Regions from separate parts of the Mus musculus genome. Here region 2 is linked to region 1. A link is a loop called in an ENCODE intact Hi-C map of the cell type or tissue named here. Cell type or tissue: left cerebral cortex. All regions are shown on one strand. Links, peaks and the distances in the headings refer to the core of each region. The heading gives the core; the rest is flanking DNA.

Region 1 (8,577 bases), core at 403-8,402:
CCAGTGTCCCTTCCATTGGAGTCTGTGGCTTACTCAATACTCTGACCAGTGTCTGCTGCTTATCCACGTCTTCACTCCTTTCCCTCCTCTTGGAGTCTAAAGTGTTTGAAGCCACAAGGCCTTTGAACTCATAGGACCCTAGCATGTGAGAAATGGCCTAAGTGGTGTGTGTGTGTGTGTGTGTGTAGTGTTCCAAAGCCACCACCACGAAAGACTCGGACACAAGGGGTTGCAAGCTCTCTGATTTTGTCCCAAGATCTCCTGCATCACCTCCCTGCATAAACCAACTGGAGCTGGGTAGAGCTGGGCTGAGGTGTGCTAAGTTAGCCCCTTAGTGTGAACAGCCGGCTCTGCGGTCTGCTCAGCTGTGGCCTCCCTCAAGTCTCCCCAAATCAGCCAGCTCCTCTTCCCAGTTCCTCTCTGGGAATAGATCGACCTGATTCTAGCTAAAACCTTAGATGCGATAATAGGAGGGGAGAAAAAAAAAAAAAAAAAAAAAACGAATAAGGGCCGAGAGTCGGACAATTGGTGGCAACGAGATGAACATAGATTAATGACGTGGACCTTGCTCTGGTCTCCTCAGCCTGGGCTGGAGAAGGTTTATGGTTGATACCCATTAAAGGGCTTAATGAAATAATTATAATTCACACCCCCAGAGCATCAAAGAATCAATACTGGGGAACTTTGAGCCACTCTGGGGGTGGCACCCCACTGGCTTCACAGTTCAGCTCAGCAGGCAGAGCGAAGAGAAGCAAATGCAGTTGACATGTGAAAGTTGCATTAAAAGAGGGCAATAATAGATTAAAAGCTGCCGGGATCCTGGTGGCTGGACGTCAATATCCTTTATTCCCTGCCTTGCCCCCATTCTGCCCCCTCCGTGCACTATTAGCCCAAATCGATGGGCTGTCAGTTGACATCACCAGCTACAGCATTAATGCGAGCTCACAAAGGAAGCCCAGCCTTATATTATCACTTCTCTCTCTTCCAAATTACCACGTAATGCAGGCCGCGGGCTGCCTGTGACATGTTACCACTATACACGATTTGTTGGGATTGGACTAAACATTTCACAGCTATAGATTTCATCAGAGACTTGATGACAGAAATAAACCGCCATCCACGAGGAAATGACTGGAAATAATAGAATTAGGCATTGTTTGGGAATCCGGAGGGGCAACGGAGGGATGACAAAGTAGGAAGGAAAAAGAGCCCCACAGCTGGTAGCCTGCTGTGGGGAGCGGCTCCAGAGAAAGACTGCAGTTAAAAGACCTGACACTCCATCTCACTGAAGAACAGGAATTTGGATTTTGTCCTAGGGTTCCCTTTCTGGTTTTGCACACGAATTGGGAAGCTTCTTTCCCTTTGACAACCTGGAATGTGATGGCTGTGGGCTGTGGGCTGACCTGTCACTGAGTTCTAATCCCAGAACCTCCGAGAATGACTTTCCGTGCACAGCTGCCTGGGAAGCTAATGTTTAAGGTTGTGCTTCTAAAAGGCTAAATGTACACAGTGACAAGCAGCACAGTAGGGCAGCAGGTGACTGGAGAGTCAGAAGATTCCCTCCCTGACAAGCATGGCTCTCATCCAAATGTTGATTTCAGACTTTCAGTCTCTCCACTGGAGACAGTAAGTCTGTTGTTTTAAAGTACCTCTCTCTGTGTGTGTGTGTGTGTGTGTGTGTGTGTGTGTGTGTGTGTGTGTGTGTGTCGCTCTGTATGGGACCCTTAGGAAATAGTGTGCACTCATAGCTAATGATAGCCCATTTACGGAGCCCTTTCCCAAGTCAGCTGCAGGGCTAAATGGTTTGCACACACGGGCTCACTTCATTCTCCTGACGATCCTAAGGTCGAATATTGTAACCCCCACTTCTTAGGTAGTTCCTGAAACGTAATCTGCTCATCGTTGCACAACGTTAGAGGGCACTGCAGGTCTCTGGACAGAAACCCAAGAAATAGCAAAGCAACAAAGAGCTTCTGTTGAACTTCCCAAGCTACTTCCAATTGACATCATTGCTTGCAGCTGGCCGCCTTTCAAGTCTCAAGTCTCTAGTATTTCCTGAGAGTGGAAACTATTTGGTTTGAATTGAGCCCCAACGCATCAAAACATCAGATAGTCTCACCATTGCATTCTTCCTGCCTCTATCTCCTAAATGCTAGATTGCAGCCAGGAGGCATGTCTCCTACCCTTACGTACTTGTGAGAATACACTTTTACTTCTTCTATTCCTTCTCAATCTTCCCAACTACTCTAACAGTTCTCTCCCATTTGCTCTTCCCTGCCTACAGCAGCTTGGTGGAAAACGTTAAGACAGTCACAAAAGACCATGTGTTGTGCCTTCCTTGTCTCCAAAGTGTTCAGAATGGATAGCTAAGGGAGTGTGGGGCCAAAAAAACCACAGCAATAATGCTATAGGGTTTTCTTGACTAGATTGTTTTGCATCGTTCTTTGAATGTACACAAAGTATATCTACCACATCCCCAGAGCAAAGCAGATGGTATATGAATTGTTATAGCTCTCGTCTTAAGAGTCGGTTGCTAGAGCCAAGGCTGACCTTGAACTCAACTCACTATCCCATTACAGAGGACCCTGAACTTCTGATCCTTTCCTTTTCACCTCCCAAGTGCTACCATATCACACCAAGTTTGGTGTGGTGCCAAGACTGAATCCTGCTGGCCAAGCATTACCGCCTGAGCTGAGCCACAGTGCCCAGCAGCCTTGCCAAACATCAGCTCAGAAGAAAGACTCCTTGACCACTGTGTCTTTGTTCCACTCTTCTCACTCATAAGCACTAAACTTTACTCAAGCCAGACCCCACACCATTCCTGACCAGGCACTTGCTCATTCTACAATGCCATACTCAGGAATATGGATGTTTGACTTTGGGTTGGTCTATCACTAGCTTGCACTAACCATCTTGTGCAAGCCCAGGGTTAACTTCAAGCCCTTTGCGATGCTGCCAATAAGCAAAAGGCACCTGCTCCCATTTGACAAATGTTCTAGTGGGGTATGGTGGATCATGCTAATCCCAACACTCAGGAGGCAGAGGCAGAAGTTGGCAGAGTTTGAGGGCTAAAGAAAGCCTACCTTGGAGGAAAAAAAAAAAAAAAAAGCTCCAGTAGCTTTCCCAAGGACCCTGGCAGTTGCTTTATAATTAGCTACCACTGCCATCTGCTGGACAAAGACGTCAAGTCATTAAGCACAAGGAACACTTGTAAAATGTCTTCCCATGAAGAAAAGGGTTATTCCACCTATAAGCCTAGAGCCTTGAACTCAAATTACATTGAAATACTGTACTACTGTGGAGAACTTTTGCTGTGGCTCATAGCAAAAGCATTTCCCTTAGTTTAAAGGTCTGTTACTTGTGAAATATAGCACTAAAGATGCATTATAGTTAAATTTTAACTAAGACTGGCTTGGTAGTGATTGTCAGTACTTTCCAGGGAAACCTGAAACCAGCTTGAATAGCCAGGAAAAAGGTAAGTATTCTAATCCATGTAAAACGGATTTAGGATCCCTTCAAAACTGAAAGCAGTGGCTCACGCTTAACATCCTCTAGTTTTACTTATAACTTGACTTAATTCCAAGGCTTTTCCATAAACTTAGTTTTCACTTTTAGTACTACACAATTCTCAGCAAAATCAGTTTAACCATTTTGTGCAAGCCCAGGCATGACTTCCAAGTGTAGGGGGCAGGGGAACAGTTGTACTAGCAAGCCTACTGCCTGCCTTCAGTCCCCAAAATACACATTTGATCTATTCTAACCCCAGTTGTGCACCCACACTATCACTTAAAAAGGAAAACTGAAATGTTCTTATAACAGCAACCACCATGGGTTTCAGATGAACGCTGCACAGAAAAATTTCCTTGCAGTTGGTTGTCTGGACCTAAGTACCCTATCCTATTAAATTACATGTATCTCCCCAACTTTCAGTACAGTAGAATGGCAGTTTAATCCCAACATTAGGGAACTAGAAGAGCAGTCTCCTGCCAAGGCAAAACATCCAGTAGTATTAGAAATACCAAGTGCCAGAGGCTGCAGATGGACCTCACTCAGCATGACAGTACTCCCAGCAGATGAAAAAAGCAGGGTTTGTTTAGCCCTGGAACTCTGGTAGACCCGGCTGGCCTCAGGAATCTACCTCCCAAGTACTGGCATTAAAGGCGAGCCTTTATTCTCCCCTAATTATTAGTACTACATCAAGTTACTAGGCTTTGCTGCATGCAGACCTCTGAAACAAGGCTGGCCACTAGGTGGCAGTTTAACACTAGATTATACAAGCAAATGGACTTAGAAGGCCAAGTCCCCATCTGCACCCATAGATTTCATAGCTGAGAACCAGCACCCTGTGTTCATTTAGCTTGTCAAATGTTATCCAGGTTCAAGGTAAACCTGTAGCCTGGGGCTAGACCTGCTTACTGGCAGTGTTGGCTCTCCCAGCTTGAGAAGCACCTAAATCCTAGGCCAGCTAGAGACAAGACCGTCTCAACCTGTCCCTGTTTCTTACATTTAACTCAGTCAGGACAACTGTATGGTGCCAATTTAAATAGTTTTATTATTCCATGTTACTTGTTTTGGGTCCCTGTGGAACAAAGCTACACCTTCTTGGACTGACTTAATCCACCTCTTCAATGGTGGGGCCTGAAGAAGCACCACCAGATGGGGGAGCTCCTCCACCTGGGAAGCCACCAGGCATTCCCCCAGGCATGCCACCTGCACTCTGGTACAGCTTGGTAATGATAGGGTTGCAGACTTTCTCCAGTTCTTTCTGCTGATGCTCAAATTCTTCCTTCTCTGCAGTCTGAGAAAAAAGAAATCAAATTTATTAAAAGATCTCCAATTACTTTGGGGGGAGGAGACTGACAACTAAGCCTAAAGAACCCTTAGCTATTGAGTCACTCAGACATCCAAGGAAGGTAACTGCCAACACTGCCTTGCGTTCTGGTGGAAACCGCGAATGTTTGGACCATTCATCATCATTGTGACCCCTCTCAGCCCTTTTCTGAATGAACATCTACTTATTGGCAAAACACATACCTGGTTCTTATCCAGCCAGCTGATGATTTCATTGCACTTGTCAAGAATCTTCTGTTTGTCCTCATCATTGATCTTGCCTTGAAGTTTCTCATCTTCCACAGTTGCTTTCATGTTGAAGGCATAGGACTCCAGTGAGTTCTTGGAGGAAACCTTATCTCTCTGCTTCTCATCCTCAGCCTTGTACTTCTCAGCTTCTTGGACCATGCGCTCAATATCTTCCTTACTCAAGCGGCCTGATGATGAAAGTTACAAAATCATGAGCATGTCTCTTTAATGGTAAGAGCAAACCTTGTTCTTTCTATTCAGAAAGAAAGCAGCAGGTCCATACTTACCCTTGTCATTGGTGATGGTGATCTTGTTCTCCTTTCCTGTGCTCTTATCTACAGCAGAAACATTGAGGATGCCATTGGCATCGATGTCAAAAGTAACCTCAATCTGAGGGACCCCACGGGGTGCTGGAGGGATGCCTGTGAGCTCGAACTTTCCAAGCAGGTTGTTGTCCTTGGTCATGGCCCTTTCACCTTCATACACCTAGAAGAGACAATAAAAATTAAGACATCCAATTTTAGAAACTACTGCTCGTGTGGCTTAAGCTCAAATTTGGGGAAGATAAGTTCGCTCAGACATCCAAGGAAGGAACTAGCCAACACAGCATTTCTGGTGGAAACTACGAATGGTTTTGGAATCCATCATCACAGCGAGGAACTTCCCTGGGCTTTCTATACAAGCTACAAAATTCTAGGGACAACATACCTGAATGAGTACACCAGGCTGGTTGTCAGAGTAGGTGGTGAAAGTCTGTGTCTGCTTGGTGGGGATGGTGGTATTGCGCTTGATGAGGACAGTCATGACTCCGCCAGCAGTTTCAATACCAAGGGAAAGAGGAGTGACATCCAAGAGCAGCAAATCCTGAACGTTCTCAGACTTGTCTCCAGATAGAATGGCTGCCTGGACAGCTATAAAAAGAAAAAAAATGTTAGAAACAACGCACTGTAACTGCAGTCTACTCAACATATGTATGTTTCATTCGCTCAGACATCCAAGGAAGGAACTAGCCAACACAGTACTTCTGGTGGAAACTACGAATGGTTTTGGAATCCATCATCACAGCGAATCTTACAGGACTTGTTGAGATTATAAAGACTATAAAGGCTGTATGTATTTACCTGCACCATAGGCAACAGCTTCATCGGGGTTAATGCTCTTGTTCAGCTCTTTTCCATTGAAGAAGTCTTGCAGAAGTTTCTGAATCTTGGGGATTCTGGTAGAACCACCCACCAAGACAATATCATGGATCTGTGACTTGTCCAGCTTGGCATCTCGAAGGGCCTTCTCTACAGGGTCCAGTGTGCCACGGAACAGGTCAGCATTCAACTCCTCAAATCGAGCCCGGGTAATGGAGGTATAGAAGTCAATTCCCTCATAGAGAGAATCAATCTCAATACTGGCCTGGGTGCTGGAGGAGAGGGTGCGCTTGGCCCGCTCGCAGGCCGTGCGGAGACGGCGGACAGCTCTCTTGTTCTCACTGATGTCTTTCTTGTGCTTTCGCTTGAACTCAGCAATGAAATGATTGACCATTCGGTTGTCAAAATCTTCTCCACCTAAGTGGGTGTCTCCAGCTGTTGATTTGACCTCAAAAATTCCATCCTCAATAGTGAGGATTGACACATCAAAAGTGCCACCTCCCAAGTCAAAAATGAGCACATTCCTTTCAGCTCCGACCTGTCAAATAAGACATTCTTAGCTCAGGCCTGTTTCTGGCAAGTTAACCCTAACAAAGTTGTACTTGATTTGAAATGCCTACCTTCTTATCTAAGCCGTAAGCAATAGCAGCAGCAGTTGGTTCATTGATGATTCGAAGTACATTGAGGCCAGCAATAGTTCCAGCATCTTTTGTTGCCTGTCGCTGAGAGTCATTGAAGTAAGCGGGCACTGTGACCACAGCGTTGGTAACGGTCTAAAAAACAATGAATTGCACAATTGTTTGGTTGGCAAATTCCCGATCAGAATGTGTGAATTAAACATAAAGGTAACACCCATCTCAAATGGCACCTGTTAAAAAAAAAACCCACCTTTCCGAGGTACGCTTCTGCAATTTCCTTCATCTTTGTCAGAACCATGGAGGACACTTCCTCTGGGTAGAAACTTTTTGTCTCCCCTTTGTATTCCACTTGGACCTTGGGCCTGCCTGCATCATTCACCACCATGAAGGGCCAGTGCTTCATATCAGACTGAACAACAGCATCATCAAACCTACGCCCGATCAGACGTTTGGCATCTGTAAAATATTAAACATACCTCATCACACTCCTTAGTGCCTATCACTGCAAAAAAAAAAAAAACCAAAAAAACAGAAAACAAAAACCTGCAGCACCCATCTAGATGGACGTAATCTCTAGTGCAGGAAGCCAAGGCCCATATTTAAAATCTTGTGGCCTTATATTGTCATATTTAAACAGTTGCAATCTCAGGCTGCAGTTATTAAGGCAGATCTGTTTCTACATTCCAAATGCCCTGCCCCCCAGCCCTTTTACTCATGCTAGTGGCACAAAGATGCTGGCGACTTACCAAAAACTGTGTTGGTGGGGTTCATTGCAACCTGATTCTTGGCCGCATCCCCAATTAATCTCTCTGTGTCCGTGAAAGCAACATAGCTTGGCGTGGTGCGGTTACCCTGGTCATTGGCAATAATTTCCACCTTTCCATGCTGGAAGACACCCACACAGGAGTAGGTGGTGCCGAGATCAATGCCAACTGCAGGTCCCTTAGACATGGTTGCTATTAGAAAAAAAAAGGAGGGGGGCTAAGCACTCGCTTTCCGGCTTTTATCCAGTCCGCAGTGGGTCTGGACTTGGTGACCCAGACCTATCACCTGAAGCCACGCGGCAGGCTCGTGGCAGCAGTGCTGCAGTATAGGTGGTCTGTGCCAAGCCTGGCACAGCCCGCCCAAGGCTCAAGGAACCATCTGTCCTAAAGGTCTGCGACAATGGTGGAGCACGTGGCCACCTCCGAGCGCCCCCCGAACCCCCCCCACCCGGACCGCGCACCGCGGGAGCCAGGATCCCCCTTTCCCACCTCGGGGGGCCCTGCCCTGTGGGCGCCGGGCAGAAGCCTTATATTTGAAGTCACAGACAGGATAAAAAGACCAGGGCGCCTGTGGCTCCCCTCCCCCGCCACGCGGAGCCACAAGGCCATGGCGGCGCCGCCCTGACTCAGCCCATCCTCCGGATCTGCTGCAGTCTCTGTCCCTGGTGGTGACGGCCTGAGCTGCAGCCGCCGCCTAAGAGACTCCCCGGGACTCCTGCACCACCCCGGACCCCCGCAAACCCCCGAGTCCCATGCCTCACCTTGTGTGTAGGCCCAGCTGCGCTGACGACGAGACCACACAAATGCCAGGCAGCTGCCTCCGCGTTCAATGAGACCGGTTTCCGCCCGCTTCCCTCTCTCTTATACCCTGTCTTAGAACCTTCCAGAAGGGTGCCGCCCCATCCCGCTGCCGATCATAGCTTCTTAGCCAATGGACGACCAGCCCTTGCCGACTGC
Region 2 (8,577 bases), core at 160-8,159, 180 kb after region 1:
CTCGGATACGGATCACTGATTGAAACTTGTTTGCTTGGGGTTCGCGTTACCTGTTCTCTCCTTATGCCTAGTTCTTATTTTAAAGTACCAGTCCGATGCTACCATTTCTGTGAAAACTTCCTCACATACTCACCAGAATTCCCCTTCCTCTGTGCGCCAGTACCTGCCCTCACTGTGCCCCCCCTGGGTAGCAGATTCACCGCCCCCCCCTCTCACTTCTGCAGTTACTCCTCCTCTCTAATCAAGTGGTCATGTTACATAATGGAGAGAAAATAGCTCACAAAAGTCACTTCCGGTGAAGGGTTTGTTTTGGTCTCAGTTCCTGGGTACCATGGCTCACTGCAGCAGGAGCTTGAGGAAGCAGATGGTCACATTGCTTCTGCAGGACCTTCGGAAGAGCAGTCAGTGCTCTTAACTGCTGAGTCATCTCTCCAGCCCTCCAGTCACTCTTTAAGGCTCCAATACGCTTCTGAACACTCAAGTCTATGTGGATGGACTCAGCTGTGGACTGTTGTCAACAAAGCTTGATATATTTAATGATATCGCAGTCAGAGAGAACTGGACTTATCCAGGGAATCAACACACAGTTTCTAATCTTAAGGAATCACAGTGATGCAGACAAAATAAAGTCTATACTCTCTCAGGGTATCACAGCCCAGACCCTGCTGGAGGGGCTGAGTGAAGGCTCTGGTGTACATGTGGGTCAGAGTGCAGCATGGCTGAGATAATCCCTATGTCAGCTGGATGGATGCTGGATGGAGGAGCTGTGTTACTGTTGATGCAGTGGTTTACTGCAGAGCTGTGCAGGACACAGCATCAGGTTTGTGGTTAAGCAAAATTCACACAAAGACTTGGAGCTTGAGCATCCAGTGTGCCTGCCTTTGAGCTAGGAAGATGAGCCTGGTAGCAGTGTGTCGTTGGATAAGTTGGAGTTGGGGGTACGGCACATTCATGGGGAGAGTTGGAGTTAAATGACAGAATTGGGGACACAACACAGGTTGGAAGAGTCCTGTGAGAGGGCCTAGGGAGCAGGAAGTAGTTCTTCCACCTCCTAGCTGGGCTATGGCTGCGTAGTGACTAGTGTATCTGTCTTGCTTTCCAGATTAAGTTCCTCCCTCCCTTTCCTCCCTTCTCTCCTTTGACAGGGTTTTCCTATGTAGCCCAGCTGAGACTCTAACTTATTATCCTTCTGTCTCCTCCTTCCAAATGATGAGACTGCAGGTATGTCGCAAGGCTTAAATTATAAGTCTCTTAAAGGTAATGCCTGAATTGTATAGAGACATGTCTGTACATCGAATTAAACCATGTGTAGCATAGAACATTGGAATCTGACTTTTTTTTTCTTGTTGACTCTGGCTAATAAGAAAGGTCTGTTTATTCCCCAAGACAAGACTGCTATACATCTATTTTGTATATTGAGATTATTTTACATCTCCTGGTAATGTCCTACTTTTTATAGAATCCTCTCCTACCCACACACACCAACCGCAAACCACAGAACCCAAATGTCCACTGTCTGACTAATAAAAAGGTAACACTTTTATTTGGAGACAGAAACCTAAATGCTGTGAAATAATTTAACCAGTTCCTCAGGCCTTTTTAACATCTATTTTTCTACTTTTTAGATTCATCATTTAAAGGAGATAGAGCTTGGGGAATTCTGAGCTGTTTGTTGAAAGCTTAACACCCCCCCCCCCCCGCCCCAAACCCCAAACCACCTGCCTTTGCCATGAATACGCCTCTTTTTCGAATACAAAAATAGAAAGGACATTCTGGTCTAAATAATGCATACTGTTCTATTCTGTGAGGCAGGTCAGAACTTGAGCAGCTACTTCATCCCAAATGCCTGCTGGGCTCTGCTTGACGCAGAGGTCTCTTCAGGAGCTGCGCATTGCCCGGGACACCAGGGCAGCCTCCCGTGCGCCTCCGATCCCGATTGTGATTACCAAGCTTTCCCACAATGCTTGCCCTTTTGCTTCTTGTTGTAAAAGAGGCGCTTACGTTTGCACTTTCTCCCTCTTTATTTCAGTTGACCAGCTCCTTCACCCTGGAGCTAGAATGTCCAGCAGGAACTTTGCCACCAAGATCAAATCCAGGCGCCAAGATTCGCCAGCTCAGATAGCCTCTTGGCGCCCTTGCTTTCCTAGTGAGAAATGGAAGTGAGGATGCTTACCTCCCAGGAAGTAAGGATGTCAGGAATCCGGATACCAGGAATTATCCCTAGGAAGTGCTCTGTTTACCAACTCAGGGCAGGTTTCTTCCTTCCTTCCTTCCTTCCTTCCTTCCTTCCTTCCTTCCTTCCTTCCTTCCTTCCTTCCTTCCTTCCTTCCTTCCTTCCTTCCTTCCTTCCTTCCCTCCCTCCCTCCCTCCCTCCCTCCCTCCCTCCCTCCCTCCCTCCCTCTCTCTCTTTCTTCCTTTTTTTTTTTTTTTTTTTTCGAGGCAGGGTTTCTCTGTGTAGCCCTGGCTGTCCTGGAACTCACACTGTAGACCAGGCTGGCCTCAAACTCAGAAATCCGTCTGCCTCTGCCTCCCGAGTGCTGGGATTAAAGGAGCGCCACCACGCCCAGGACCTTTATTTCTGAATACGCCAGAGCTAAGGAGTAGATGCACGAGCCCTATACCATTGTCAACGTAACCCTACTGTCCAACAAACAGCATCAACACCTCCCGGAACACATTAGAAGTGCCACATATCAGGCTGGGCCCCAACCCTGCTACTGTAGACACTCTGTGGATGGGACACAAGCCCCGCCCCCTGTTGGTCGTGCCCCTTTCTCCACTTAGTTCCCTTTGGGGTCAGTTCCCCAACTGTATTCATATGAAAGCACAGCGTGGATCTCCGTGCAGGTGCCGGTTATAACCAGGAAAAAAAGGTGTGCGTGCCCACACATGTTTTACTGGTGTTGTCGTGATAATCCTTATTTCAGAAGCCTCTGGGTCTGGCCATGTCATTTATTCGCTCTCCCAGTTGAGCTGGCGATTTGGGAGATGGGCTTTAGGAGTTGGTAGGGACTCCTTCCTACGATTTGCTCATACCTGAGAATTGAAAATGTCCTGACTCGCAGCCTTAGAAATAACAAGCCTAGAGTCCTTCCCTGGAGGGACCTTGCCCTGGGGGTAGGGCTTTTCTGCCTTTAGGGGTGAGTTGGAAAGGCTGAGCTGGTAGTATGTCCACAGGCCTGTGAGTCAGAGGATTTTCTTGTTTATAGCAATCTTACCACCCTCTTTATTTTTGTTTGGTTAGTTATTTGCTAAGGGGCGGGACTTCCAGTAGCCCAGGCTGACCTTGGATCCTGACCTCTGCCAAGCAGCTTGCCTTCAGCTCCTAGGGCTGGGGATTGGTTAGACATCGCCCTCTTGTGGATAGCTAGTTTCACTGGCTCCAGATGGCACAGCGGCCTGCTACCGGCTTAGCACAAAAGTCCTTGGGTTGCTGACAAAATGGCTACAGGTTGCTTCTCTGGTTTTCTCCTTTCCTTGGCCCTCTCTTGCCAAGTGATTCTTCATGAACCCCGTGCTAATTTGGGGGCGACACAAGCATTTTACAAGCATTCCTCACTTGTAGCGAAGTGAACCAGGGGTGTATAGCATTTAATACAACAGTAGTATTCTGCTAATACTACTGCTAATACAAGGCAAGTCTCACCATTACGTTGTTCAAGATTATTCAGGTTAATTTTAGAAAAACATACAAATGACACCTGTCATTCACCAAGTAAATAATTTGCTCTTTATATGTCATTTTGTGGACCATTTCCCTGGGCGTTTCTACTTTGGTACTTTTTCCTATTTTTGCTTGAATTCTGCGTACATAGCTTAAGATCAAGATCCGGACAGAGCCAGGGCATGATGGTGCACATCTTGAATTCTGGCACTTGAGAGTAAGAGGCCAAGGCAGGTGAACCCCTATGAGTTCAAGGCCAGCCTGGTCTACAGAGTGAGTTCCAGTCCAGCCAGGGCTACATTGTGAGACCCTGTCTCAAAAGAATAAGAAGGAGGAGGAGGACAATAAGAAGAGGAAAGCGGGGCTGGAGAGATGGCTCAGCGGTTGAGAACACTCACTGGCTGCTCTTCCAGAGGTCCTGAGTACCATTCCTAGCAACCACAGGGTGGCTCACAACCATCTGAAATGGGATCTGATGTGTCTGAAGACAGGAGCAGTGTAGCGTAGTCATATACATACAATAAATAAATACATTTTAAAAAAGAAGAGGCAAGTGAGGGATGGGGGCTTGAGGGAGGGAAACAGTGTCAGCCCCCGCAATGCTGCAGACCTAGTCCTGGACTTGATGCCTCGAGGCATGTCGTCGTCCTTGGTAACGTGAGCCATCCATCCCCTTCATAGCTCAGCTAGGTCATTTAAATGCCGCTAACCCATGCTCCCCCTCCCCCATCCTTCCTTTTGCTTCTTTACCTTTAAGTTACACCTGCTCTTCTAATGCTCTTTCCTTTTGCTTTTAACATCCTTCTTCATTTTCCATGGAAGGAAAAGAAAGAGAAGAAAAAGAAACCCCAGTGCCTATTATTGTCTGAGCTAAGAATATGTTTTCTTGGTTCTTGGCTAGGAGTCTATAGCTCAGTGCTTTAGGGTGATATTTTACTCGACGATCAATAAAGCTTTTCCATTTCAGAATTATTAACCCTGGGTCTGCCATCGAAGTTAAAATATTTTTTCTATTCATTCCACATCCGATTCACATCTTTGTTCATCCGTTCGAGAGAGGGACAGCATTAATCACTTCAACGATATCCACAAAGGATATTTCTGTTCTTGGCTCTGGGGGGTTCGAGCCGTATTTGTAGACAGAAGGGGCTTAAGTGGGGACTGAAGGGAAATGCAAACACGATTCGCTTTAGATTTTCTGGTGAGCGTTGAGACAGGGCAGCAAGGATAGGGAGGTGGATAGCTCCATTAACTCTGTAGGGGAAGCTGCTTGGAATAGCTGCCTGTTTGCATGGGAGCTAAATAATGAGAAGGAACCAGCAGTGTGGCACCTCGGGGCAGAGCCTCTGGGCAGCAGGGTTAGCAAGGATACAAGTCCCCTGGTGAGACTCAACCTCTGCAGGAGCTGCGTATGGACAGCTGAGGCCACAGCAAGAGGAACAGAGGGAGGTAGGCTTAGAGAGTCAGGGGCTGGCAAATTCATTTCCTCGGCTTCCCTCTCTCTTTCCTCTCTCCGTTGTGGGGCTGAGGATCCATTAGGAAAGCATCTACCAAGGAGCTACATCCCTGGCTTCAGTCCTCACCCTAGCTGTGAGTAGAGGGACTCTACTCTTCTAACAAGATCTCACATAATTCAAAGGTCATGCTGGCTGCTGGATTGTAAGGAAACAGAGAAGGCAGCACCACAGTCAAGAATGAGGACTTTATTCATTTATTTATTTATCTATTTATTTATTGGATTCCCCTGGAACAGGTGCTATAGACAGCTGTGAGCTGCCATGTAGGTGTTGGAAATTGAACCCAGATCCTCTGGAAGAGCAGCCATTTTTCTTAACTGCTGAGCCATCTCTTCATCTGAGCTCCGGCTGCAGAACCATCTTGTTTGAAGCAGTCTTGCTATGTAGTCTAGGCTGGCTTTGAACTCAGTGATCTTACTGCCGCAACTTCCTCAGTGCCAGCATGTCAGCAATGCACTAAAGAAGATTTTGTGGCAATGCAGGTAACACGGGGAGGGGAACCCTGTTCCTCAGCTTTTCAACAGTGCTGGGGTGCAGCGCGGGCTGAGACGATTTTAGGAAGAGGAAAGATTTGATTTTTGGCATGCACAGCTTCCGTGGTTTCAGTCCATGGTCATCTGACCTTGTTACTTTGGGTTTGTGGTGACAGTAATGTACCACGCACATTGTGGTGGAACACACAGTAGGCGAGTAAGCAGAGAGGGACAGGAAAAGGCTGGTATCCCAACAGCCCCTTCAGAATCACAGGTTACCCATTAGGCCCCATCTCCATCACCCATTCGTGTCACCCCAGAGGCCATTTCAATATGACTGGTATTCTTATAAGACAATCAGGACATAGACACATGGGGAGAATGCTTCGAGAAGACAGGATGCTTAAGGACTGCCAAACAGTGCTGGCTACCACCCAAAGCTAGAGAGACACAGGCAGGGTTTTCCACTACCCAGTTCAGAGTTTGCCCCTTCCAGGATCTTTGGACTGTTGGCTTCTAGAACCATGAGGAATGATGACAACCAGTTTGTGGCACTTTGTTACAAGGGACAGAGAGATGGGGAGAAAAGCCATTGGCGATATGATAGCAGGAAAGGTGACCCAAGTTTAAGCTGCAGCAGCAGGTTAAAGCATCTGAAAAGACAGGGAAAGGCTGCCTTCCACGTGGGCGGGGCATCCTTCATGTGGATCGCTACATTCAAGCTGGAGAAGTAAGTCTGACAGGGCAGCAACAGTAATTTCCAGACTCCGAGGGCAGCCTAGGAACTGACACATCGATTCCTAGGATCTTGGAACCGAGAGGAGTAGTTTTAGCTCACAGTACTTCTGTTTATCTATCCAGTTATCCATTCACATAATAGTATGTAATGTCCTGGGCTGGCTTTGGCTCTTGATCTACAGGTGATTCACTCATCTTCACTGAAGCTTGTCCTGAAGCCTCAGATCTGTAGATATCTCTGACTCACTTAATGAACGCCGGAACTCAGCATCTCTGTACCCAGCTTTGCTCTGCCTCCCAGGCCTGCAGCCTCCCCTGTACCCTTCTCAGTGAAGGATCTCTCTTCTGCTTGCTTGCAAGCAGGGGTCTAAGAGGGCTCTGGAGGCCCCCGAAGGCAGTATCTGGGCCAGCTCCTCAGCCTGCAACTCTGGTTGTGTTTACAGTGGGTCATTACTGGGATGAACAGGTGACCCCATTCTTGCTTTTCCATCCAATGGCAGAACAAGACTTATTTTTCAGTTTGTTTTAAAGAAATTCTCCCTGTACCATAAAAACTCAGTTGTGTGAACAATATGGATTCTGGGAGAATACTTTAGAAATCTGGACAATGTTGTAGGATGTATGCTTGCTTACTTTTAAATTTTGTTTGTACGTGTGTGACAGTATGTCTATGCATATATGAAGATGATGTCTGGTGTATGCACGCATGGATGTGTATGCTCGTGTGTGTGTGTGTGTGTGTGTGTGTGTGTGTGTGTGTAGAAGCCAGAAGAGGGCATCAGGGTGGAGTATCAGCTCAAGACACCCTACGACTAAGTTCTCAGGACAAAGGACATTTATTTGACCTAGAAGGACAGAGGGTAGGGAAGAAGAGACAAAAACAGGAGATAGAGGATGAGGGAGAAGGGAAAAGGGAGCAAGGGGGGGGGGGTTTGGGATATTTGTCTCAAAGGGTCCAAAGGCCAGCCTCTGCACAGAGAGAAGACAGACATGGCCCAGTGGTAAATGGCAGTTTATAAAGGTACAAAGTGAAATCCTGTGTCAGGATGAGGTATTAATTTTAATTGGGCATGCTAATTAGGTGGAGCTTTAATTAGGGGGTTTTGGATTGATAAACTTCAGTACTTTGATAGTTGGACCCTGGTAGTCAGCCACAGGAGGAGGAAGTGGCCAAATAAGGGAATAGATCTTGGCAGGGCTAGCTTTAGGAATGTAATGGAAAGGTTTTTAGCAAGGAAGAGGGAATGGGGGTGGAGGGCGAGAAGGGAAAGGCCTGCCAGAGCCACTTTGCCGCACTCAGACTGGCTAGTGCACCTTTAAGCTGTCCTGTTCTTTCTCTCATCTCTCCTGCATGATAGTTCTTTACTGAACCTGGAGCTAGACCAGCAGCCAGCAAGCCCCACCTGCCCCTGCAGGTGGGGCTGAGCTACAGGTGAGTCTCTGACTGCCCCTGCAGTGCTGAGCTACAGGTGAGAATCTCAGACATGGGCTCTGGGGATTTGCATCCATGTCCCCATGTCTGCCTAGCAAGTGCTCTTGCCAGTCAACCACCTCCTCAGTCCCAAGTGTGCTTTCTCTAAACCAAAAAGCAAGGCAGAAGCAGTGTGTCCCGTGGCACTTGAGAAGATATTGGTTCCTTGTCCCCAGACACATGAACTGAAGATTAACCTTACCTGTGGCATTGCCCTCTCTTCAGGAAGCAGGACAGAAGACCGGGTGGTATATAATAGTGGAAGGCAGCCATTCAGTTCCTTACTTTATGCTTTAAAATAATTATTTTGTTTCCATTCCTCTCCTGTTCCATACCCCCCCCCCTCTTGTTATGGATTGGATAATTGTGCCACTCAGAATTCAAATACTGAAGATATCTAACCCCTAAGGTGACATTACTTGGAGGCTTTGAAAAAGTGATAACTTTACATGAACTCACGGGAAGGGGCTCCGTGACAGATTGCTATTCCCATAGGAAAAGGAAGAGAGACCAGAGTTCCCTCTGCCATCTTGTTCAGGCTGCCGGCTGTCTGGACACTAGGGGAAGAATCTTGCTGAGGATTTAGACCGTCAGCGCTTTGATTCAGTCTCCGGAAAGTCACAGATTGTGGGGAGTGGATGAAATACTGAGGGAAGGCGTCTTGTTGGCATGGACTCCAGTGATATCAAGGACCCAGTGTTCTAGAACCATGGG

Evidence for each region. Peaks named below come from ENCODE experiments on the same cell type or tissue, not always from the same donor. Only the 100,000 strongest peaks of a DNase experiment are listed, where the experiment ranks them.
Region 2: a loop joins it to region 1, with 3 times the contacts of the local background. A loop is called at or near these places in 6 of 42 quality-filtered maps.

Annotation. Positions count from the first base shown.
Region 1 is chr9:40,801,153-40,809,729 of GRCm38, reverse strand. Hspa8 (heat shock protein 8) reads right to left here and starts at 8,454. Exons shown (of 9, transcript NM_031165.5): 1 at 8,382-8,454; 2 at 7,603-7,812; 3 at 7,107-7,312; 4 at 6,839-6,991; 5 at 6,201-6,756; 6 at 5,788-5,990; 7 at 5,367-5,565; 8 at 5,035-5,267; 9 at 4,528-4,798. The coding sequence starts at 7,807. The coding sequence ends at 4,613. Snord14c (small nucleolar RNA, C/D box 14C) reads right to left here and starts at 6,147; the gene lies at 6,061-6,147. It overlaps Snord14d (small nucleolar RNA, C/D box 14D), which reads right to left and starts at 5,735; the gene lies at 5,649-5,735. Snord14e (small nucleolar RNA, C/D box 14E) reads right to left here and starts at 4,982; the gene lies at 4,892-4,982. In left cerebral cortex, for the core only: CTCF peaks have their summits at 3,181 (motif pointing left), 4,242 (motif pointing right) and 8,282; DNase peaks (open chromatin) are centred at 3,112, 4,256, 7,634, 7,860 and 3 more places; H3K4me3 peaks cover 3,900 bases; H3K27ac peaks cover 988 bases.
Region 2 is chr9:40,623,072-40,631,648 of GRCm38, reverse strand. No RefSeq gene overlaps it. Among named protein-coding and RNA genes, the nearest start is that of Gm39319, 39 kb to the left of the region's middle. In left cerebral cortex, for the core only: a CTCF peak has its summit at 3,362 (motif pointing left); DNase peaks (open chromatin) are centred at 287 and 3,355; H3K27ac peaks cover 1,092 bases.